2 separate regions of the Homo sapiens genome follow, and region 1 is linked to region 2. Evidence: chromatin loops called from intact Hi-C (ENCODE). Cell type or tissue: MCF 10A. All regions are shown on one strand. Links, peaks and the distances in the headings refer to the core of each region. The heading gives the core; the rest is flanking DNA. Region 1 overlaps CAVIN2-AS1 (CAVIN2 and TMEFF2 antisense RNA 1). Region 2 overlaps TMEFF2 (transmembrane protein with EGF like and two follistatin like domains 2).

What was found. Hi-C counts contacts between places; a loop is a spot of excess contacts. Peaks named below come from ENCODE experiments on the same cell type or tissue, not always from the same donor. Only the 100,000 strongest peaks of a DNase experiment are listed, where the experiment ranks them.
Region 1: a loop joins it to region 2, with 3 times the contacts of the local background. A loop is called at or near these places in 2 of 110 quality-filtered maps.

The regions. Positions count from the first base shown.
Region 1 is chr2:191,872,466-191,884,777 of GRCh38, reverse strand. All of the region lies in intron 1 of CAVIN2-AS1 (CAVIN2 and TMEFF2 antisense RNA 1), which reads right to left. It also overlaps the pseudogene DNAJB1P1. Among named protein-coding and RNA genes, the nearest start is that of CAVIN2, 32 kb to the right of the region's middle. In MCF 10A, for the core only: no CTCF peak of the experiment used is centred there; a DNase peak (open chromatin) is centred at 5,997.
Region 2 is chr2:192,140,522-192,152,833 of GRCh38, reverse strand. The region is part of intron 4 of TMEFF2 (transmembrane protein with EGF like and two follistatin like domains 2); the gene reads left to right. Among named protein-coding and RNA genes, the nearest start is that of TMEFF2, 48 kb to the left of the region's middle. In MCF 10A, for the core only: no CTCF peak of the experiment used is centred there; a DNase peak (open chromatin) is centred at 6,303.

The DNA of each region.
Region 1 (12,312 bases), core at 2,039-10,038, 270 kb after region 2:
TTGGTGGAAATCTCACAGCTTATACCACTGATAAGAGAAAGCCTAATGAGCCCTAATGTCACCACAGCAAAACTTGCCCAATTAGACCAGCTGTTCCACAGAGAAGTACACTGTGAACCTCTAATGCAGAATCTTGACAGCTTGGAGTTGAAAACTCATGCTAAGAAAAATCAGATTTTTAAAAAGGTATCTACTTCTAAGCACAGCTACTTCTTGCTCTTGATTCTCCCTACTAGGATATAGGAAAGGGTTCCATCAGAAAGGTGGGGAAAAAGTTTTTCAGGCAGTGAAGGATGCTAACAGAATTTTCTGTAATAGAAACCTTTCCCTTAGTTACTAACCCAACCTGGATTGAGACAGCTGGGCAGACAACCTGACATTCTGATTATTAGGTATTTTGTCTTCTGTATGAATGTTTTCTCTTTCAGCACTTATTAATATAAAGCGAAATGGTAACACCCAGGAGCAACTTTTTTTTCTACTCCCCTCACACACAAAACACCAAACCAAAAAGTCATCAGGGGAAATTTGGTGGGGAAAAAAAAGCACAGAATTATGAGAGCACTCTACTACCATTTCTTACCCAAGTGCTGCACCATCAAATCAATATTGTCACAGTAAGGTAAATCTATTCAGCAATATTTATTGACCAAATGTTCATTCAGTATCTTCTTTGTATACAAGAAGTAGATTCTGTGGGATGGGGGGAGGTGGAGTGGAGATGGGGGTGTCAGGGGCTAAAGATAAATCAGACAGAGTTCCACCTTTGGAAGCTTCCAGTTCATGAAGAGGAATCATTCTAGTGCAAAACAGAGACACAGGGAACACGGATAGTTCTGGGGGGACCAGAGGAGAGACATGTTCAGCTTTGAGAATAGAATGAAGGAAGGTTTCAGGTGAGACCTGAAGCAAAGGTGAGACTTGAACATGCAGCTTTGAGAAAGCAGAAAGGAACAGAGGAAGGATCTCAACAAAAGCAAGAAGGTACAAAAGTGCTTGTGAGCCAAGGAGAGTGAGTAAATGGCCAGAGTACCAGGTGCATAAACAATCCTTGAAAATCATCTATTCACAAATATTAACTGAGCACTTCTCTTAATATATGTCTGGCACTCTGGAGCACTGAGAAGACAGAAGTGAACAAAACAAGATGTCGACTCTCACGGTTATATTCTAGCTGGGGAAGACAAACATTAAAAAAAAGTATAGTGTATTACATGGTTTAAAATTATGTAAGTATTGGAGCATAGGGGTTATAGGAAGTGTTCAGAGGAATTTCCTCAATAAAGCAACTTTGTTTTTTGAAATGGGGTCTCACTCTGTCGCCCAGGCTGGAGTGCAGTGCAGTGGCACAATAGTGGCTCACTGCAGCCTCCACCTCCCAGATTCAGGTGTTCCCTTCTGCCTCAGCCACCCGAGTAACTGGGACTACAGGCACGGGCCACCACGTCTGGCTTATTTTTCTATTTTTTGTAGAGACAGGGTCTCACTATGTTGCCCAAGCTGGTCTCAAGTTCCTAGGCTCAAGCCATCCTTCTGCCTTGGCTTCCCAAAGTCCTGTGATTACAGGCATGAGCCACTGCACCTGGCTGGTAAGATAACTTTTGAGCAGACACCTAAAGTAAGTGAAGGGTAAATTAAGTGTGTATCTTTGAGACTTATAATCCAAGCAGAGACCCTGAGGCAAGACCTGTCTAGTATGGGTGGAGAAAGAAGGCTAGATGGCTGGGCAAAGGTGAAGGAGGCAGGAGATGGATACCAGAGAGTTGGCCCAGGCAGAGGGTGTCCTGCCACATTCTCAGGGCTTGTCTGACAGAGATAGAATTTGGGATTTCCTTTGGATGAGATAAGAACACTCTGGAAGTTTTGGAGCAGAGAAGTGGCATAACCTAACTACATTTTGAGATGAATACTACAACTGCTGTGTAAAAGATAGACAAGAGATGGTAAGCATGGAATCTGAGAGTCCAGTTAGAAGACCACAGCAACAGGACAGACAAGAACAGTGCGGAAAAGAGATGATGGTGGCATGAAGGAGAAGTGAATTGTGAATGTGAATCTTCTAAGGGCAAGAAAAGGTTTAAAACAGCATTCATAGGGTGCTTATTCTTAGTTTGAATTGGCCACGTTTTCTTTATTTACAAAAGTGTAGCTTACACAGCTGCATGGTAGTTTGACCCTGACAATCATATTATTCAAAATGTACAACCATCAAAGTTAACTTCGATTCCTCTGAAGTCCCAGCTATAATGTCAACCTCTGCAAGCAGGACAAGAAGTGATTGCAATGGTGTTGCAACTTATTTGACTATAGCATTAGTGACATTGTCACTGTGGACACTCTCACCCAGGACTTTGAAACTGCAGTTCTCTCCAGTCACAGCTAAAATGAGAACTAAGGTTAAAAAGCCAACTGCACTCCTTTACTCCTGTAACTGTCATTAACCATTAAAGAAAGAATGTGATCTCTTTGTATAACAGGCACTTCTGGCCGGATGGGTATACAGAGTCCGGGACCGGGCGGTGGCGGAGCCGGGGGATGGCGACAGCAGGTCAGTGGGCTGCAGGCGGGGGCCGTGGGCAAAGACTACTACCAGACGCTGGGCCTGGCCCGCGGCGCGTCAGACGAGGAGATCAAGCGGGCCTACCGCCGCCAGGCGCTGCGCTACCACCCAGACAAGAACAAGGAGCCCGGCGCCGAGGAGAAGTTCAAGGAGATCGCCGAGGCCTATGAGGTGCTCAGAGACCCGCGCAAGCGCGAGATCTTCGACCACTACCGGGAGGAAGCCCTAAAGGGCAGCGGCCCCAGTGGCGGTAGCGGCGGTGGTGCCAATGCTACCTCTTTCAGCTACACATTCCATGGAGAGCCTCTTGCCATGTTTGCTGAGTTCTTCGGTGGCAAAAATCCGTTTGACGCCTTTTTTGGGCAGCGGAACGGGGAGGAAGTCATGGACATTGCTGACCCATTCTCTGGCTTCCCTATGGGAATGGGTGGCTTCACCAACATGAACTTTGGCCGCTCCCGCCCTGCCCAAGAGCCCACCCGAAAGAAGCAAGATCCCCCAGTCACCCACGACCTTCGAGTCTCCCTTGAAGAGATCTACAGCGGTTGTACCAAGAAGATGTACCAAGAAGATGAAAATCTCCCACAAGCGGCTAAACCCCGACGGAAAGAGCATTCGAAACGAAGACAAAATCTTGACCATCGAAGTGAAGAAGGGGTGGAAAGAAGGGACCAAGATCACCTTCCCCAAAGAAGGAGACCAGACCTCCAACAACATTCCAGCTGATATCGTCTTTGTTTTAAAGGACAAGCCACACAATACCTTTAAGAGAGATGGTTCTGATGTCATTTATCCTTCCAGGATCAGCCTCCCGGAGGCTCTGTGTGGCACACAGTGAACGTCCCCACTCTGGACGGCAGGACCATTCCCGTCGTGTTCAAAGATGCCATCAGGCCTGGCATGCGACGAAAAGTTCGTGGAGAAGGCCTTCCCCTCCCCAAAACGCCAGAGAAACGTGGGGACCTCATTATTGAATTGGAAGTGATCTTCCCCGAAAGGATTCCCCAGACATCAAGAACCATACTTGAGCAGATTCTTTCAAGCTACCTGAGCTACCTGAGCTCCCCAAGGACTGACCAGGGACCTATCCAGAGCTCAAGGATTTCTGGATCTTTCTACCAGTTGTGGACCATGAGAGGGTGGGAGGGCCCAGGGAGGGCTTTTGTACTGCTGAATGTTTTCCAGAGCATATATTACAATCTTTCAAAGTCATACACTAGACTTCGGTGGTTTTGGAGTAATAGGGCATCAGGTAGTGGGAACAGCAGGAAAAAGCATTCCAGTCTGCCCCACTGGGTCCGCAGCCCTCCCAGGATGGGCCCACATCCTCCTCCTGCAGTCCCCGTCCAGGGTCAAGAGGCAGACCAGCAGCTGGACTTGATCCCTCTGAGTCCCTTTGCTTCTGGCTGGTAGATAATGTCGACCCGCTGTCTTGGTTCCCAGACCCTGTACGCTCCTCCGTTTCTGTTGTATGATCAGTTCTTGGCTTATTCTGTATTTGTCTCCCATGTCTTGCTCTTCCCCTGAAGAATTCTGTCTTCTCTTTGGCCATCTCAAATTGAGAACCTAAACTATTCCTGCAGAACTGCCTGGCTGGTGCCCACAAGCAATACCCCTTTTTCCAGCAGCACCAAGGGAGCCAGCCTCCAGTGAGTGACTCCAGCAAGTGCAGCCACCTCTCTCTTGAGAGTCTGGGAGCCTGGACCCATCAAGGGGCCCTCCTGACCTCTGGCTCTAGTGAAGCTGAATGTCCTCACTTTGTGGGTCACACTCTTTCCATTTCTGTAAGGCAATCTTGGCACACCTGGGGCTTACCAGTGGCCCAGGTAATTTTTTGTTTCATGGACTATGGACTCTTTCAAAGGGATATGATCCTTTTGAATTTTGCACAGCCCTAGATATAATCCCTTTTCATAAATGGGTCTTTGCTTCTGATTACAGGAGCACTGTGGAACATCTATAAATATGTTTTTATAATTCCATGTATAGTTGATGTACACTCAAATAAAACCTGTCCCCAGCAGCCACTGCTCTTTGTATAGGGCCATAATGGAATTCTGAAGAAATCTTGGGGAGGGAGGGGGAGTTGGAACAAATGTCTGTTCCCTGGAGGCCAGTCTGGTGCTCAGACCTTTAGACTTACTGTAAGTTGCCACTGCCAACATGAGACCAAAGTGTGTGACTTGTCAATGCTGCATGACAGCATTAAAGACTGATGCTAAGCCTTAATTAAAAAAAAAAAAAAAAAAGCCACTTCTTTTCTTCTTTCCTGGTAAATTTGCCATAAACCTTCTCCAAGACCTTAGATAAGAAAATGTGTGGCATTATCTGTGCTTTTAGGCAGCAAAGAAAGAACAGGGAGTGACTGATGACCATTTTCTCCCCATCACTAGTGCTGCCTAATGATCTGTTTGCTCCACAACCTTCCAGGTGACTTAGGGATACAGTTCTCCTCACTTAGTCCTGGCTCCCTCATCTTCTCCCTCACGCCTTCATGGTACCACTCTGATTTCTATATGTTTCACATCTCCTATCACAGCTTCATTTTATTATTAACACAAGTTATCATGTCATGGGAGAGGTACTTGCATGATGGCTTGGGTATCTCAACAGTCACATGACTGATAAACTCTTAAAATCACTCAGGTAAGAACTGCTGCAGCAGATCGAATAGAATTGATAAAGAAAACCATATTTCTAAATGCCTACAGCAACCTCTAGGTCAGTTTCCTTCTCTGACTCAAAAATAAGAAAGGAAGGAGAAGAATCCACCAGCATAATGTGATGAGAAGTGCAAGGTGAAATAACAATGCAGGTCAAGCTGGCATTTGTTGTTACTAAAAGTGATGAGCTGCTATTCCTTCCCCTATAACTGCTTTTCCTCCTTCAGGAAAAATAATTCTATATCAGTTATTATCTTTCCTAAGCAATAGAGTATGAGAATTTTTTCCCACTATAAGATGATAGCCCCATTGTAAAATAAGGATGACCATTACCTCTGAGTATGACACTGTTTTTGGAAAACAACAATTATTCACATAATACCATTAACAAAAATACTTTAAAGTGGTGCTTTCCAAATTTTAATGTGCCTATGAATCACCTGAAGATCCTGCTAAAAATTAGATTCTGCTTCAGAGGGTCTGGGGTGTGGCCTAAAATTCTGCATTTTTAATAAACTCGTGGGTAAAAGTCAATGTTGTCAGTCTGCCAATCACATTTTGTGTAGCAAGACTAACCATTACCTTCAGCATTATATTTTTGATTACTCTGGATTTTGTTTTGCTTCCTAGAATATGCTAGTTTTCTACTGGATTTGACTTTTGATCAGGACCATTGGTCTTCCAGTGCTTGGAAGTTCTCTGGTGACAGGCTTTAATACTTCAACTTTTTAATGACTATAGTTGGTTATGTATTATGTTTCCCAGTGTTAGCTGCATTCTTTGGCTATGATTCATGCACTACATTTACTGTTAATACGTAATGTAAGTCACTTTGCTGATGTGTTGAAGTTGGTAATTAAATCCTTTAAAAATCCAGTAAGCAAGAGTCAGATTGCTTAAGAAATACTGAATTTCTTTGGAAAATATCAAGGCCCTAACAATCACCTTTCAAGAGGGAAAAAAAATCTATTTTACCAATTTTACTTGCTCCTTAGTAGAGCAAGAGCTATGAAAATCATGGAAGAGAACTTTGAATAAAAATACTGTTATTTTACCTTTTGATTCAGATCCTATAATTTCAAAGAAAGTCTTTGAAGATAGATTGATTTTGATAATTTTCTTCATTGCACTTAACATCACCTGGAGCCAATCAAAAGAAATCAGAAAATCTAACATTTGAGTGTGAAGCAAAAACAACACCTTTATATGTTAAACTTCAGTGTTTCTGAAAGTGAGAGTTTGAAAGGCTGAGAGGTTGAAAGCTCTGGTTTCATCCATTCACATAAGAAAGGAACATAGTGTCTTGTCCACAGACAAATTCAAATCACATTTGCTAAGCTGGTGGTTCTATCTGAAACCTCTCTTAAGTACGATGTGTTGATCAAGCCAAAGTGTGCCCTGTAATTTGTTTTACAGATAAGCATCCTCTAAAGTCTATGGTTGAGAATATTCTATTTCCTCGAAACCTATGCCAATTTATTTTCAAAGTGCCAAGTTGGGATGGTATTTGGGTATGCAGGAGGATATATTGCGCAATTGTCATTTAACCATAGATTAAATGTCTGCATAAAAAGGAATGCGTTTTACAATTTTCAAATTGATGAAAGTTTTATGGGGAGATGTAATGAGAATAAGGATGTATTTTATGCAGGGGGGAATGCTATCTGGCAGTAAGAACCAAAGATGAGGATTTAAGAGTCTAGGATTGAATTGGTGGCATCACAAAAGATGTCTTTAGGCATGGATGCTCCAAGGTAGGTCAAAAGAGCATCAACGGAATCATAGATGCTCACTGCTTCCTTTGAAACCTCAAAGACTCCCTGGTTCCCAGGGTATAAGGAGAGGGCAGGATCACCTGTGTGAAGCTGGGCACATTATTGAAAGGAGCACAGCATAGAGCAGAGGTGGCATAACATGATGGTCAGAGGAATGGACTCCCCAGCTCGACTGCCTATGTTTCAATCTGCTTACTAACTGCGTGACCTTGGGGAGAGTATTTAACTTCCTTGTGCCTCAGTTTCTAAGCCATAATGAAATGAAAATAATAATAGTATCTACCCCATAGGGTTGTTACAAGGAGTGAGTAACAGTTGTATAATGCTCAGATCAGTCTCTCATGTAAGTGTGAGCGGTTTGTTTGTTAAGTAAATGAATCAATAATTAAGCAAAGTGGTTTAGATGTACATTCTCTAGACTCAGGTTGCCTAGTTTCAAATTCCAGCTCTCTGCCACTCTACTGGGCAAGTTACTAGTCTTAGGTTACTCACATAATACCATCTACTATTAAATGAGTGGTCTCGGGCAAGTTACTAGCCTATCTGAGCTTGGTTTATTCATATAGCAATATACTTTCTAAAGTTGATATATGTTAGTTTCCTACCCCATACTAGTCTTATCATTAAATTTGATAAGTATGCCATCAACTGACTGGAAAACCTTTAAGTGAGAAAAGGGCAAAGAAAGAAAACAAGACAAACACCCTTTAACATTGCACCAGAAGTATTCTTCCAGGTTAGCATCCACACATAAATCAACCCTCCCTGGGCACAGTCGTTCATCAATTATGACTTCACTTCACAGTGCTGTCATGCAGCCCATATTTGACTATTTAGTCTACAAAAATAATATCTTTTTACTGCATGTTTTTTAGTACACAGTACACAATGATAACACATTCCATTTATATAGCACATTAATGTTTTGTAAAGCCTTTCACATCCATTATTTTATTTAACTAGACATACTGTAAGAGGCTCATTTGTCTTTGAAGAAGCAGCATTGAGGAGGAAAATTCCAAATTTAATTTAAAACCATGTTTTTACTGCTACCAGGAGTTATCATTGAAAATAGTACTTCCATCAATGGTTCTTTTTCAGTGGCAGATGGTAGTCACTGCATCTCTGGATGTTCGCTGCAGTGGACAAAGCCATCCCAACATTAAAATAATTCTTCATGTACTCCCCTTTCCTCTTTTCTGTTTCCATCTAATCTCATATCATCATATCACCCACTATTTTGAAAACATCTCTACTTAAAGGAAAAGTAAAATGTTTTCACAGATGTATTCAGAGTCTCTGCTCATCTACCACTATGGTGAATTTGTCTATAACTCCCTTTCCTTGAGCCCAATACCTGCAGATGAGGTGTGTGCTGCACTCCAACACTTGGTCAGTGTACAGCCTAAGCATTAGTATTACCTCAGTGTTCCTCCTCTTCAGCCCATGATCCCTTTGCCCAGGATTTCCTTGTTTTATTTATTACCTGGACTTCTTTTTTACTTAACAAAAAAGTATTTTATCTCCTACTTTCAAAAGGAATCTGAGGTGTCCTAAAAACACATGAGCAAATCGGGGGTGTAAAGAGAGAAATAAGAAATGGCCTCCCCAGCTCTCCCTCTCACTGTCCTCAGCTTTACCATTGTCGTTCCCATCCATGCTCCACACTCAGACAGAGGTCACTTCATTCCAATAATCACAGTTTTATATCACTCTGTCAAGTGAATGTAAACTTTGGTTGCAGCCAACAGAGTCTTCTAAGGACTAATTTTTTTTTCTACTTTTCCTAACCCAGAATTCTCCATTTAAGGCCCTTGTAGGTCTCTGGAGACCTCATGTGCCTGGTTCTTCCTTTCCTGCCCTCATAACTTTCCCAAGAAGTTTATTTTATTTATTTCACAACATTTATATCAAGGTCTTAGTCTGCTCAGTCACTGTGCCTACTACATACACATGTCCTGTTACATACATCCACATTACATACATGTAATGCATGTGTGCATTACACGATGAGCTCATTTAATCCTCAGAACAATGCTTATGGGTGCTATTACCCACTTCACAAATGAGAAACTAAAATAGAGAGAGGTAAAGTGATTTCCACAATTTCAAGCTGAGTGGCAGAGCCAGGATGGGCCTCTGACAACCTGAGTCTACAGTCCTGCTCTTTACCTTGCCTCCACCCTGCCTCTCTGCTTCAACCACATGGAACAGCTGCTTTCTCAGGAGCACCTAGCGCCCAACTTACTCCTCAACGTGAGGATCATGACCCAACCTCTCCACAAAGCCACTGCAATGGCGTCACTCATTCTCTACCTGGCAGGGGAATTATCTAAATCATCATCACCCTCAAAATGTTGTGGAAATATATTAGTTTCAAAGACCCGTTCCTTGTGATGCTTCTTGATCTGTCTGAAGACCCCTATGGCTCCCCAAGGTCAGAGTACATGCTACTCTTATATTCCAAGCATCCTGTAAGCTGTCGTGTTCCTCCAACACTGGCTTCAATAGTTGGTGACCCACTAGGATTTTTTTGAAAATAATAACTTGAATTTATTGAGAATGAGTTTCATAGACCCAAGTATTTCTGCATTCAGCCTAGAAAGTAATTTTTGCATTGATCCTCATGAACAACATCTGAACTTAGAGATGTGAATGTATTGCCTAGCTTTGGAAGGAAATAGAAATGAAATTGAAATAAAACTACAAACCAGACTTAAAACAAAAAAAGGCATTTCTGAGTTTCTTCTTTTAGAGGAGAAAAAGCATAAGCCTAGTAGGAAAATAATGAGAGAGACAATTTAAAAAGAAATAAAAATGCACATCTCTACTTAGTAAACATCTCCTTTTCTTCCAATAATATATAATATTAATAGTAAAACTCTAGAAAATATTGAACATTTACATAGACCTTCTGTTTCACCAGACTTTTTCATCTCCAGACTTTTGTATTGTTTTTATTATTTCATATGACCTAATAAATTACCAGTAATGTACTGACTTAAAATATTTATTATCCGGAGTACCACATGATCAGTGAAGGATGGCAAATTTCTGTCAAAATAACTCACCCCCATTGATTTTGTATGAAATCGGGCTTTGCCTTTTATTATCTGGCTGAAGGAAAAAAAAAATAGTAACGAGTTCAATCCTTTCTTATTTTTCTATTTCTCCCCATCAACACCACTGCCAAAGAGTGTAAAATGTTTCTTAAATCCTCCCTACCTTTGCCAGTATCACACACACAAAAATGCATTATGCTATTTGAAGAGCAATTTTCTTCTCTAAATGGGTAGCAACTGAATATTAAAGCAGGTTACTTTACACTGGAAGAATACGATTTTTTTTACTTCCCCAAAATTCAACATATTAAAAATGTTTAAACTTGAAACTGACCAAAAAAAAATCATAATATGTTTTGACACTTAAATAGTTGGTTACCTTTTGGAAGATATTTTTTGTTATGGTTCCGGAGCATATGTTGGAGTTACAGTAAGTATTGTTATTTTATTTATTCCTATCAATACATGAAATTAAGTATTTTGAATATATCTATGCTAGTCCCTAATAGATGAGCATAAAGATGTAGCCTGTATCCAAAGCAAGATTGTCACTCACTAATAAATTTCTGAGGGGAAAGAAGAATATACTTCAAACACTAGGTTTTATAGACACCCTACAATGTATAACATTAGTGAATGACCAAGAAACCACCACAAACAATTGAGCAAGGTAGAGCTCACTCACTGTTGGGGAAATTGGCTGTCAAGGTGCCCTTAGAAGCATAGATTTTAAAAACTAAATATTAAAAAAAAATATGTGAAAATGTAGTAAATATTTAACCCCTGAGTGGGCAAGAATTTCTTTCTTTTTTTTTTTTTTTTTTTGAGATGAAGTATTGCTCTCCCAGGCCAGAGTGCAATGGCGTGATCTCAGGCCACTGCAACCTCTGCCTCAAGAGATTCTCCTGCCTCAGCCTCCTAAGTAGCTGGGATTACAGGCACCTGCCACCATGGTGGACAAGAATTTCTAAGCAGTAGAAGAAAGCATATGAATAATGGTTAATTATTTTACTAGATAATTTTTTTTTTGAGATGGGGTCTCACCATATTGCCCAGGCTGGTTTTGGACTCCTGAACTCAAGTGATCCTCCCACCTTGGCCTCCCAAATTATTAGGTCTACAGGTATGAGCCACCATGCCTGGCCAATTTTCAAGTTCAAAACACCAAAAAATAACATTAGTATAATTTAATAATAAATAATATATTGGAGAAATAGCGCACAAAATTCTAGTACACAAAATGTTACATGTAATGTTATCGGAAAGCTTTCCCTTATTAAGAAAAATACTAAAACATTACCAGAAGATGTGCAAAGAACATGAACAGATATTTTACACAACAACAAATACAAGTGACCAACTAACAGAAGAAAATATTTTCTCCTCACTAATAATCTAAGAAATCATAAGTTGAAAAAATATATTTTAAAAAATATCTATTGAAAGTTTTTTTAATTAAAATATTCAATTGTGATGAAAATGTTGGGGAAAAAAGTGGTCATAAATATTGTGCCATGTGTATAACTGATGTGATCTTTCTTGAAAGTGATCAGGCAATAAAGATAAAGAACTTATAATAAAATTAGACACTTAACCCAATAATTCTTCCCATAGGAATCTAACCAAAGGCACTAAGAAGCATTTATGTACCAGAATATTCATCATAATAGTATTTGGTAGCAAATTTTCTAACACTGAAAAAATTGTTTTGAAAATGGTTATATTCACGATAGAATATTATGCAATTATTTTTAAAATCACAAATGAGACAAGTAATGTTTTCAAATTTCAAAATCATGACTTGAAGCAATGTTTTTAGTATGTAAAAAAACAAAACTATCATGATACTACATAGTACATCACATAATCTCAGTTATGTATATTAAAAATATACATATAGAGGCATTAAAAGCCAATATATTAATAGCTATTACCTCTTGAGTAATGAAATTATAAGTGATTTCTATATTTTTCTTTATACTTCTCAGCATTTTCTATAATGACCATGTATGATAATATTACTATCATTGTCAGGGAAAAATAAGATCTTAGTTATGTATTTATTGATAAAAACATACTTAAAGTAGGAAGACTTACTTTCTGGAATAACTTTAAAAACAAGTCAGACTCATGCATAAGCAAAGTAGACATTTGACTTTAGTATGACTTTAAATTTGCCAAAAACAAATTCCCACAATGATCTATCCTAGTCTTCTTATTGATTTGCAATTGTTGTTGGGGGAAAAATCTCT
Region 2 (12,312 bases), core at 2,544-10,543:
ACAGTTCTCAGCCTTCATCAACCTGTTAAAATTAGTGGCCTGTAGGTTATTCCAACATAGTTCTTTTGTATGTACTAGACAAATACAGTTGTTAGTTGAAATAATGCCAATATTATAAATGGATCAAATGACTCTGGGTTGATTAAATAATTGTCTTTTTTCTAATCTATAATCTGTGCTCACTTTTATTAAAATAGATTCATAGCAACTATCTGCTGTGTGCGGGTACCATACTAGCTACCTTCATAGACGTTATGTTTTACAGTCTTTAAAACGTGAATAAGAAGTTTTGCATCTGATAAATGTGACTGTGCCCCCTTGGGGCCACTCATTACTTTTACTGCAGCATCAAATCCTTTTTTTTCATGACCCTATTATATCATATAATGTCCTGGTCTCTTTCTTGCTTAACTACCTTCCATGAGGTCAGAAATGATTACAACAGCAATCATATTAGGTAATTTTAGTGCCTATGAAACAAGCTAAAGAGAAATCTCTGATTTGGTGAATTGAAAACCATATAGATATGGGGATGAAGAGTTCCTATGACTGATTTTCCTATCTGGATTCAAACCTTGCATTTAGTATAATATTTACAATACAAAAGACAAGCCTTCACTGTCACCCACAGTCACACCAGTGTTGTTCTCAGCTGGACAGTATGGATTACTTGAGTTATGCATGAGATAAAAATTGGCAGCCATCCTTGTGCTCTCAGCTCTTGGTTATGCATGAATGCATTATTCTTTTGTGGGTAACACATTCATCTCCGGATTACCACCTCATAATTGCTGTTATGGGACCTCAAGCCCTCTTCCTCCCTGAATACTTCCCCAACCACTCTAGAAGCCACTAAGGACATGACTCACAAGGTTCCTGAACAATTACCCTTAGCCAACATGGAACATCTGCCATTTTCCTCCCCTGCAGCCCAACTCTCTTTTGTCATATTGCTTAGTTAGCCAGGTGCATGCCCACTAGTAATGCAATCACAACCCACTTATGTTGCCACCTGTAGGCTCTCCCAAGATGAGACTATTTAAACATCTCATCACTAAAACTCCTCTGCAAAAATGTTGAGAATGTCTTCTTCCCATCATGTTAGACTCTCTCATGATAGTCCTTGCAGGGTGGGCCTTCTGAGTGTCAGAGAAAAGTTTGAGAACAATTTACTTCTCTGGTTCCTGTTTACACTTCTAGTCTGGGGGACTAAACTTGGAAATTTACCTCAAAATTCTAACCATCACGCTCTTGATAGTCACTGGTTAAAAAAACAAACAAATAAACAAACAAAAGCAAACTCGTCTTTCCCAATTTTCCCTTAGAGTTTCTTAATCAACATAGTTGCTCTTAGATTCAGGTTCAGACATCTCCAAATGAACATGTGAAAATGCAACTCTTGATTTTTCTAAACAGTTATACATACTACAGCCATGGTGATCATCTTAAAACAGTAGCAGACCAATGGTTCTCAAAAGTTACTAGATATTAGAATTATGTGGAGAGTTTTTAAAAAGTAACTGATGCCCATATTCTTAACCAAGTGTATTAGTTTGTTTTCACACTGCTATAAAGACATACTTGAGACAGGGTAATTTATAAATAAAAGAGGTTTAATTAACTCACAGTTCCTCATGGCTGGGGAGGCCTCAGGAAACTTACAATCATGGTGGAAGGGGAAGAGGCATGTCTTACATGGTAGCAGATGAGAGAGAGTGAGCAAGATTGAGGAAAACTGCCTTATAAAACCATCAGATCTTATGAGAACTCACTCACTATTTTGAGAACAGCATGGGGGAAAATGCCCCCATGATCCAATCACCTCCCATATGGTACCTCCCTCGACACATGGGGATTATAGGGATTACAATTCGAGATGAGATTTGAGTGGGGACACAGAACCAAACCATATCACCAAAGTAATGAATCCTTTCTAAGGGAGAAAAACTCATATGAAATGTGTGACCCACCTCATCTCCAACCACAGAGAATGAAAATGTAAACTTGACATGCTAAACTCAAACTTTTCAAAGACAAAGAAGAGGCTGGGAGGAGAAATGTACTAGGGTGGAAATTCTGGCTCCCATCCTCCATTTGTTCCCTGAGAAGTTAGAACTGAATGTAAAAAAAAAAAAAAACATGAAGTGTCCTCTGCTTGGACCTAGGAGTATGTGCTTTGGAAGCACTCTTGATGCCTCAAGTATGAGACACTTTAGGAAAAGTAACCCAAACCAGAAGAGAACTGATAGTGGAATAAAGAACATAGGATGTAGTGCAGGGCCTGGATGCACCTGTTCTATGCATTACTGCAGAGTTGTGCACTAAAGCATCCACCAAAAACATCCCTGATTTTAGTTTCTGTTCCTTAGGTTTGTTTCTTAACATTGTAAAAAGCATTCAACTGGACAGTGTTGGGCTGAGCGGTGAATGTTTCTCCAAGATTGTAGATCAAGGCTTGATACAAGTGAATTGTGAAACACCCCACACTGGCCCATATTGTTAGGGGCATGGCTGACATCTGGCTACTAACAGTTTCCTTCTGTTCTTTTGTCAACGTCAGCCTGATTATTTTAATAACAATTCTTGTGTGTCACTATCCTTGTTTGTATATTTTTTTAGAGGAATATGGTAACTAAGTTTCCGTTGAGGAAAAATACAAATTTAAAAAATCTAAAACATCTTGTGTGTTTTATTTGTTCACTTGTTAGTTATATTTTAATTAATTTTAAAATGATGTATATAAATGAACAAGATATGTCTCAAAAATCACAAGTGGAACTTATTAATATCAGTTCTAAATAGTGCCTGGCAACAAAACATTGGTTTCCAGAGCCTTACAAAGAATTGCTGTATAATGGGCCTTCTAAACTAATGTTAGATAGAAGTTGCACTTAATAAAGTTACTGAGATATTAAATTATTATAGTTGAAAGTTAGCCAGGAAGTTATATAATATTTTGCCTTCATGGAATTGTGTGTTTAACAATAAACAAGTCAATCCCTTCATCAAGAAATTGTATGAAAATATGTAATGGTACGTGTAAGATAGACTTCTTATTACACTCTTCTGTCTTTAGAATGTGTGACTCCAACATATTTCATCACAGGTTATTTACTGTTCTTAAGGCAGACAGTAGTATAACCATTACTATCATTACCATAAGCTTTAATTTAGAGCTCATGTGCATAGTGTAAGTGTGAAAAAATTCACAAACTAAGTTTATACTCTGAACTTCATATTTAAGGCAGCTTTTCTATTAAATGTACATCTAATATTCCCTTTCCATGTTCTGAGTTCAAAGCTCCATTGCTTCAAATATTAAAAATCCCCCAGAAGTCTTTAATCAGCACAGCTCTCCTATAGAAGAGATCCAAATGAAATTTGAAGAATAGAAAAAGCATAATTGGAGCTATTTTTTCAATTCCTTCTTCCTCCCCCCTCACTATGCTTGTCTCTCTCATTCTTGTATACACACCCACTCGTACATATTTTTGGAGGCAGAAGAGCACTGCTTGCTTTTTGTGCAAATGAAATAGCAAAAGAAAACATGTTGCTGTGAAGCTGAAATACACTCATCAGACTACCAAGTGCTTCTAGAGAAAGCTTTCACTGAACGTCATTCTGAGGGACGCAGCTCCCTTCCTCTTGAGGCCCTAGGCATGAACCATCCGACTTCCCAATCCAACAAAACCTATCAGACAATGAACAGCAGTTGAATGCAAAATTAAAGGCCTGAATATTGTAGTCACTAAGTGATTGGTAGCTTGTGACTGAGGGAAATGGGGAAAAAATAAGCCATTCTCTTGTTTCTTCTCGCCTCTCTTTGTGGTTTTCTTGTCATTCTAAAAATGCTGAAAATGCTGTGGGACTTAGGGACCTCCTGGACACAGAAGATAGTCTAAAAATACATTTGTTTAAAAATTTAAAAAAAATTCCACTTTAGAATTTGTCTTCTTTTGAGGTAATCTGTTACACAAGGCTGCTATAATTTGGCTTTCAGCAGTAACAACTAGTTATGCCAAAAATGAATCGTAAATAAAGTCTAGACAAATGCAGTGTTTTTATTCCAGAGGCAGCCAGCAGATGCTTTGTGTAACCTGCACTCTCCTGCTGGCCAGATTAATTTTGCACTATGCTTTTACTGTGTAATGCCTTGGAACAAAACAAATTTAAAATGTGTCCTTTGGCCACTTGGACTTCCTCAGATCACTCACTGTAGCATTCTTCAATATTAACGAAGAGTAAACAGTTTAAGGGCCTTCTGATAGTCAATGACATATCACACAGCCCTACTTAGGCCAAGGAGTTCACAAGCAAAGTAATAAGTACTCCAGAGATGTTCTTCAGTTGTCAAAATTCTGTAGCATGTCAAGTGTGGAAAGAAGGACAAGGAAGAGGAATGCAAACCTAGGGGAACAGAAATCTCAACTTTCTCCATGGACTGTCGATCAAGTATATCATTATAATATCTGAAAACCTTGCCTTTCCCTTCTGTGATAGTCATATTATTGTGGAAAATATGAAACCTTTCAGATCCAACACTTTCTCTTCAAAATGCATGTTATATTTGAACAAACAACACTGCTGCTTTTCTAAATGGATTAGTAACAGGATCTTAAAAACCAGGCTTTTTCTTTTTGAGTGAACCAGTGTATCACTGCTGAGGAAAAGAGCAGAAAGGTTAGTGGAGCTTGTCCTTGAAATATAGCCCAAATTGATACTCTGTGCAACCTAAATGTAAGCATTAGCTGCAGTGATTGTGGGACACATGATTGAGCTTTCCACTCATTACAAGCAATTCTCCTAAGCTCAATAGACAGACTTTCCTTAATTGAGGAACAGGCATTACCAATGAATTTTTATGAGTTTATTCATTCTAGAATTGTTCATCATAATGCAGTCAGTTTATTATATTAAAAATATATATCACAACTGAAGCAGTTTTGTAAAACAGATGTTAATACACTACTGTATCTATTTATTTGTACCTTGGGGATATAAGGGGGAAAAAAAGCAAACTGCATGCTGCATGAAAAATCATAGCCATCCAATAGCTAATGGCTATCATGTTGAAAGTCAAGTAAATGCTTCCACTGAGCCCCAGTCAAATGTTTGGGGTTGATTATAGTAAGATGAAAGGGTTAGTTGAAATTGCAAGTAGATGTAGCACAATTGGGTATTAATTTTTTTTAACGTTTGTTGAAAATGGAAACCATCATTCTCAGCAAACTGTCACAAGGACAAAAAACCAAACACTGCATGTTCTCACTCATAGGTGGGAATTGAACAATGAGAACACTTGGACACAGTAAGGGGAACATCACACACCGGGGCCTGTTGTGGGGTGGGGGGAGTGGGGAGGGATAGCATTAGGAGATATACCTAACGTAAATGACGAGTTAATGGGTGCAGCACACCAACATGGCACATGTATACATATGTAACAAACCTGCACATTATGCACATGTACCCTAAAACTTAAAGTATAATAAAAAAAAGAGAAAATAAAACATAAAGGAAGATAACTGAAGTGTATTGTTTATCATTATAAGTGGACTACTGTCTGCTACTTCTAGCTCACTGTGTCTATCTGAATTTATATATACCCACTGTGATTTAATCTTCAGTTTAACTAGTAGATGCCAGTCCATATTTTCACTATATCTACAAGAGTTCCTGTTTCTTCTTATGACTACTCATATCAATAATTCTGGAAAGGGGAGTCTTAAAAGCCACTTAAAAAGAAGAGTGACCCAAGAAAGCAGAAGGCTAAAGTAAAGTGCAGTTGTCATCTATTTATAGACTGAGTATTTTAATTATGCCTTTTAATGTATTACTATGGTTAAAAATAAAAGCTGTGTATGAAGTCTTGAAAACTAAAACTGAAATGTTTATGTTTTATTATAGTTACAATTTTTCCTTTGAACTTTCCAAATAAAAAATTCCCCTGCAGACTCATAGACAACCAGTATTGCTTAGCTTACGCTGTAAGCCTGTAAATGGGGAAAATTGTTCAAGAGTGTAATCACTAAGCCATGAATATGGCTCTGGGTGCTCTTATGCAAGTTTCTCTGGCCAGTATTTTTATGTATGGTTTGTTGGAATATATTTTTTCTTTTCTTAGATTTAAAAGAGTTGTTAGAAAATGTGCAATTGGAGAATAACTTACACACACACACATACACACACACTATAGGCTGTTTCTATGGGCCTCTATAAAGCTTACAAATTCAGAAAATAGGATATTCACATTCTCTCAATGAATCAGAAATGTAGCAGTTCACATGACTAAGCTGATGACTAAGCAGACACTTGGGGAGAAGAGCTTGCAAATTGGGCTTTAGGGAAAATGCTGTCATTAGACTCTAAAAATCTAAAATAATTATCACTTAAAGCCAATGTGAAAAATTAATTACAATATTTTTAGGTCATTAATTTTTCTAGTCTCAGATCTCTTCCTCCCCTCCACACCCATTTCCTGGCATATTTTAATCTAGCCCAATATTTAAAATAAATCAAATGTCAGAGGAACTCTTTAAAAATCAAACCTGGAGTTTCTGTCAGTTCTTTTTCCACAATGTTTTTATTGGCCAGTAGCCTATGTTCTGAGAATAATCCATTTTCTCCTAACTAGAAAGACTTTTAAAAAATTTTTTGCAGTTGTCATAGAGATGGAACCTAGCATGGTGGCAGGATGTCAGTTATTTTGTCTTTTGTGATATTTATATTTTTGTGAATATTTTTATGGTGTTTTTTTTCCTGCCTGCATGAGGTGATTCTCCTGCCTGTCTTGTGATAGTAAACACAGGAGTAAACGTGCTCTATTTCCTCACCTGCTAACATTTGAGTGTGATATGCTTAGTTAATCAGTTCACTGAAGCAATTAAGTTGCTTTTCAGTTTTTTTTCTTTTTGTGTCTTCAAAAGGGCTTCATCTTCTGGAAGTGCCACATTGACATGGTAAGAACAAGTTTATATGGTGCTTGCAAGATGTTGCTCACTATTCTAAGTTCTATAAGTAGAATAAAACATTGAATCATTGTGGCAACCCTAAAATATACCGATGAAAACTGAGGCACAGAGAAGTTAAATAACTTTCCCAAGACTGCGTGCCTAGTAAGTTGACAGTACAGTATTTAAAGTGAGTAATCTGTGCCTAGAATCTGTGACCTTAGCCATGACTCTGTTCTTCTCACACAGAAATTTACTCATGTTTTTTCAATTATGCAGAAGAGCCATCCCCAAAAGATTATTTAAGATGAATGCTTTGTCATTTTTTTTATCATGTAGTGGACATACTTTCAAAACGTTACATTGTATTAATTAAAATCTCTGATTCCTAGTATAATATAGACTTTTAATTCCTTGCTACTGCCAAGGAATTGCTTACTTGAAATAAAATTTTACTTAAAAATGGGTACTCTGTGTTACCATATACTTCTATATTGCTGTCTCTTTTCAGCTCAGCATTTTACTGTAAAAAGAAATGCACACATATTTAAAAGTTCTTATATACAATGAAGATTCGTGACATTCGTTACTGAATTTATAGAATACATAATCAGAATTTTATAAACACAAGTATGTATTTTCTAATGATAATGTTGCAAAATTAGTTACTTTTCAAAGGAATCAAGATCAAATTTCTTGTACTTAATAAAGTTAATAAGTAATTAATAATGTAAGATATTGTTATATAATTTAGTGTTCCTTGTGTACTAGGACTAGCACTATATAATATGCATATTTACATCCTTAGAAAATTTTGTTTTTCTGTTAAAAATGTATGTTCAGTTTTCCCCAAAATGGGAAAATATCTCAGAATAAAATACCTATTTGTTTCAAGTATATCAACAAATAATGTTTACTCAAAAATCTCCCAGATTTGTATTTTTTTGAAAATGTTAGAAAACTCCCAAATCTTACATTAAATTAGTTATGATTTGGCCTTTAATCACTTTAATCATTTTATCAGAAGAGTTGAAGTCTACTAAGTCAAGTTAGATATGATCCCACTAGTGACTGTAACTTTGTATGTTAAACCACCTGTTCTCAGCATGTACAGGAACATTATCTTCTGTTTGAAAAAGGTAACATAAAAAACTTAATAAAAGCCAAACAACCCTGCACTTGTTGTTATTACATTTAAATAAGTTATTTAACCTTTTGTCATTTGCTTTTGCTCATTCAGGAACAAGATTTAAAGTACTATCAGATGAATGTTAAAACGTACTTGCACACACATTAATTTAGCCAATTCTATGGTTGTCTACAAAATAAAGGACAGAATAAAGCTAGACAATTCAGTAAAAATATTGCTGGATAAGGGCTAGGTAAGCTAAAATTGCTAAAGATGGCTCCTATCTCTGCTCTAACATTATTGGACAAATAGAGCGTGATACTTAGAGATGGGTATGGGATGAGTATGAGTCTGGATGAGACTAGAAGATGAAAAGCAGTAGAATCAAAATTTTTAAAGCATCAGATAAATCTATTTACCTGTTCTCCAATATCATGCCCTTGGCAATGAGGAAAAATTAATCTTTCATACTAATCATTAAAATAAAGAAAAAGGAGGTAAAAACTTCCCAGGTGATATTTGAGAAATGAAATCAGAAAATGGGGAGAGTGATGGTGATGGCGACGATGTGGGAAGGACTGTGGGCTCTTAGGAATAAGTTATCCTTGTTGTCTTTCAAGTACTTGAACGCAGATTTCAAAAAATAGAAATTATGTTTTTCTTACCACATAAATGAAGACTTATGATTTTGTAAGTGTTTTGATATCCACCACAGTTTTAAAATAACCCAGTAATACTTGCAGTGTTATTTTTGTAGTGTAACCACTTGTGTGAATGAACACATAGCTAATAAATGGTTAAATGGAATAAAGACTGGCCTAAGAGCATGACATTATGAAGTAAAAAGTCAGGCAAAAATAAACCGCTGTATGTGCAAAAGATTTTACATTCTAAATTAAAAGTAACTATTAAAAATATCACTGAGAAGAGAGTATAGGTCTTATATCCTTCAAATAAACCACTTGGTAAATGCAGGGAATGCTACAGGAAGGTGCCTCTGCTACTCAGAAGTTAACGAAAATGTGTGGTTGTCATGGGGATACTCAAATTACAGAAAGAAAGAAATCAGGAAATGATGAATGTAATTAATTTTTCTTGAAGTTCAACTGATGCAAGGTAAAAGCATATTTATTATGTGACTGTCTAGCCATCCATGATATTAAAAAAATGAATAAATACCAAATTTGCAATATATGTAAATTAGGCAAATTTTGTCATGGAAGTTCACAACAAATACAATTATAGTTACTCACTGAGGAATTTAATTTTTTCATATGGGTTTGCATAAATAAATAAATAATTTATAAATATAGAAGGCTGACTTTTGTTAGTTTTTGCACTTTTTATTAGGAGAAAAATTAATCAAAGAGGATGCAATAGCCCGCATACACCAGAAGCAATTGGTGTGTCAAATTTGCTGTAGTGCTGAGCAGTAGACCACTCTTTCAGGGTAGAATTTGAGCAGCTTTCAAATGCCCAGTTCTGCTGCTAACATTAAATTAGATAAACAGATCAAGATTAGATTAGATAAATAGATCAGGCAAATAAGTGAACAATATAGTTGTTAAAAAAAAATTCAGGAGTAGTAGGGGCTGGTGAGTTTTACGTAGACTAAAGAGCTCATGCTTTGTCTAAATGAGCAGCAGCAAGTTAATTTCTCTAATAGTTGTCCTGCATGAATTTGAATCCATACATGCTAGATCTGATTTTTCATGGGAAGCTGAACATGTTTCCATGAAATATTTTTCTGCAAAACCTCCTAATTTTTAAATGTGGGCAAGTAATATGTTTAATCAGCTAGTGGAACACAAAAGAACTACTGTCAGCAACTAGTTTGGGATCTTTTATAGGGCTTTATGTAGAGTTGTCCTTCATAAGCAGGCTAAAAACTGATCAATTAGGGATTTGTTGGTTGGAATCTGGTTGGAATCTTATTACATTTCCTTATTCACAGGTGTATGAATATGAAGCAGTCCACTGTGTTAGATCAGTGGTAGCTTTTAATAAATGATAGCTTCTTCAATCTGTAGGTATAGTCTGCGTTTCATAGATCCCAGGTACCAACCTAATAAAACCTTCCTATCAGTACCTGCATTCCAGGCCATGGATATTTTTAGTTAACACTTCTTTATGGTTCACAAGAGAATTTTACATAATTCCAGCCTTCCATAATTCATAATTCCAGTCCATAATTCCATAATTCCAGTCATTATGGGATTCCGTAATTCCATAATGTCCAGTAAAAGAATTGGCTAATTGCTACTCCCATCGTTTGCCAATCTTCAGATAAAATTTTAGCATCTATAACAACGAGAAATTTGTGTAACTTTTTTATAAAGATTAATGTATATGTACTCCTTCATGGGTTTAGAATAAGAAAAAAAAATGGTGTCATCTTCAATGTTGAAAAATATGCCAGATCTTCAAACCAAAAGGCACTACATTTGGCCCACTGAGAACTAATTTATTCACCAAAGTCACCTCAATATGCCAGATTGAGTTCTTTGCTTCTAGGAGAATCCAAGATTTAAATCTACATGTAACAAACATATGATACCTAACGTTCACAGAGTGCCAAGAATTTACAAACTACATTTTAAAATAAGATCTCATTTTGATCCTAGATATAATGAAAACACACATCAAACTCTTTCATTCCCTCTTTGACTTCCCAAAGAGGGTCTTTAAAAAATATTCTAATGGATTATTTTCTTATTTTTTCTGTAAAGTCTTTATCACACTGAAAATTACAGTGTGATACAGTGGCATATATTATCATAATGTGATAATATATACTTGATTCTATATCATTTTTTAGTTAAATTTTCCCATATAAGCCTAGGAGGATTGAAGGAGATGTTATTTGTAAAGAGCCTCAACCTAGTGCCCTGGAATATAGACAGTTTGTAATAAATACAAATATCCTTAGTTGTTTCGATTTTGGTCACCTTCTTTCTAATACACCTGTTTTGTCCAACTTATCCACTTCTGCCAATTCCTAAAACATAAATTCAATCATGGTAATTTCACACTCCAACATGTGCTGTGGATCCTTCCTGCCTCTAAAGATGGGGCATAGCTTTCAAAGCCCTCTCTTTCATGCTTCCTCTTTACCATTGTGTTTTATCCAAACTAAACAACTTTCTGTTCAGGGTTTCTCTTAGCTTAGTAGCTTTGTTAACAATGTTCCCATCTACCTGGAATTATTTTACTAAATAATAATAAAAGTCAAATGCATGTTTGAGACCTAGCTCTATGAAATACTTCTACACTTCTTTTTTTTTTTTTTTTTTTTCTTTTTTGAGACGGAGTCTCACTCTGTCGCCCAGCCTGGAGTGCAGTGGCAAAATCTCAGCTCACTGCAACCTCCGACTTTTGGGCTCAAACGATTCCACTGCTTCAGCCTCTGGAGTAACTGGGATTACAGGCATGCACCACCATGCCCGGCTAATTTTTGTATTTTTAGTAGAGACAGGATTACACCATGTTGGCCAGGCTGGTCTCGAACTCCTGACCTCAACTGATCCACCTGCCTCAGCCTCCCAGAGTGCTAGGATTATAGCCGTGAGCCACCGCGCCTGGCCAATATGCTTATAATATTCCTACAGTTCTAACAGCCTTCACCTTCTCTGGTTCCAGGACCCTCTCGGTTCTTAGAGGACATACCTATAAGTTTTGAGCCTTAAAATTAATGGAGTACATACCTTAGCTCCATTATAAGATCATAAGCATATTTAGGATAAAGACTCCATCCCACTCACTTTTGTATACCCAGAAAGGGGTAAAATGCTTTTCACATAGTAAATGCTCCATAAATAGTTATTGAATTAACTTGGCAGAAACTATAGGAGCCATTGACCAGCTTCCTGCCCTATTCAGAAATCAACTCTACATCATTCCCCCTGTCCTGCCTGTGGCTAAAATACGTGCAAGCTCATGACTTCATGACATGGTGTTTTTCCTTGTTGAAAAATTGAAATTATTAGAAAATTTTCTTGTTTTGAGCTGAAATATTCTTTCCACTTCACTCTTACCTCTGCCTGTGGAATTGGAGTACTATTTTTTTTTCTTCTACATGCCAATCCTTGAAATGTTGATACGGTGCTCACCCTCAGCATTCTCTTATCATGGTGAACCTCACCGACCTTTCACCCCCACGTTGTGTTTTTTTTATATGGCTCCATTCTGGTCATCCTCTTTTTAAATGCTGCTCATTCTTATCAGTCTATTTCT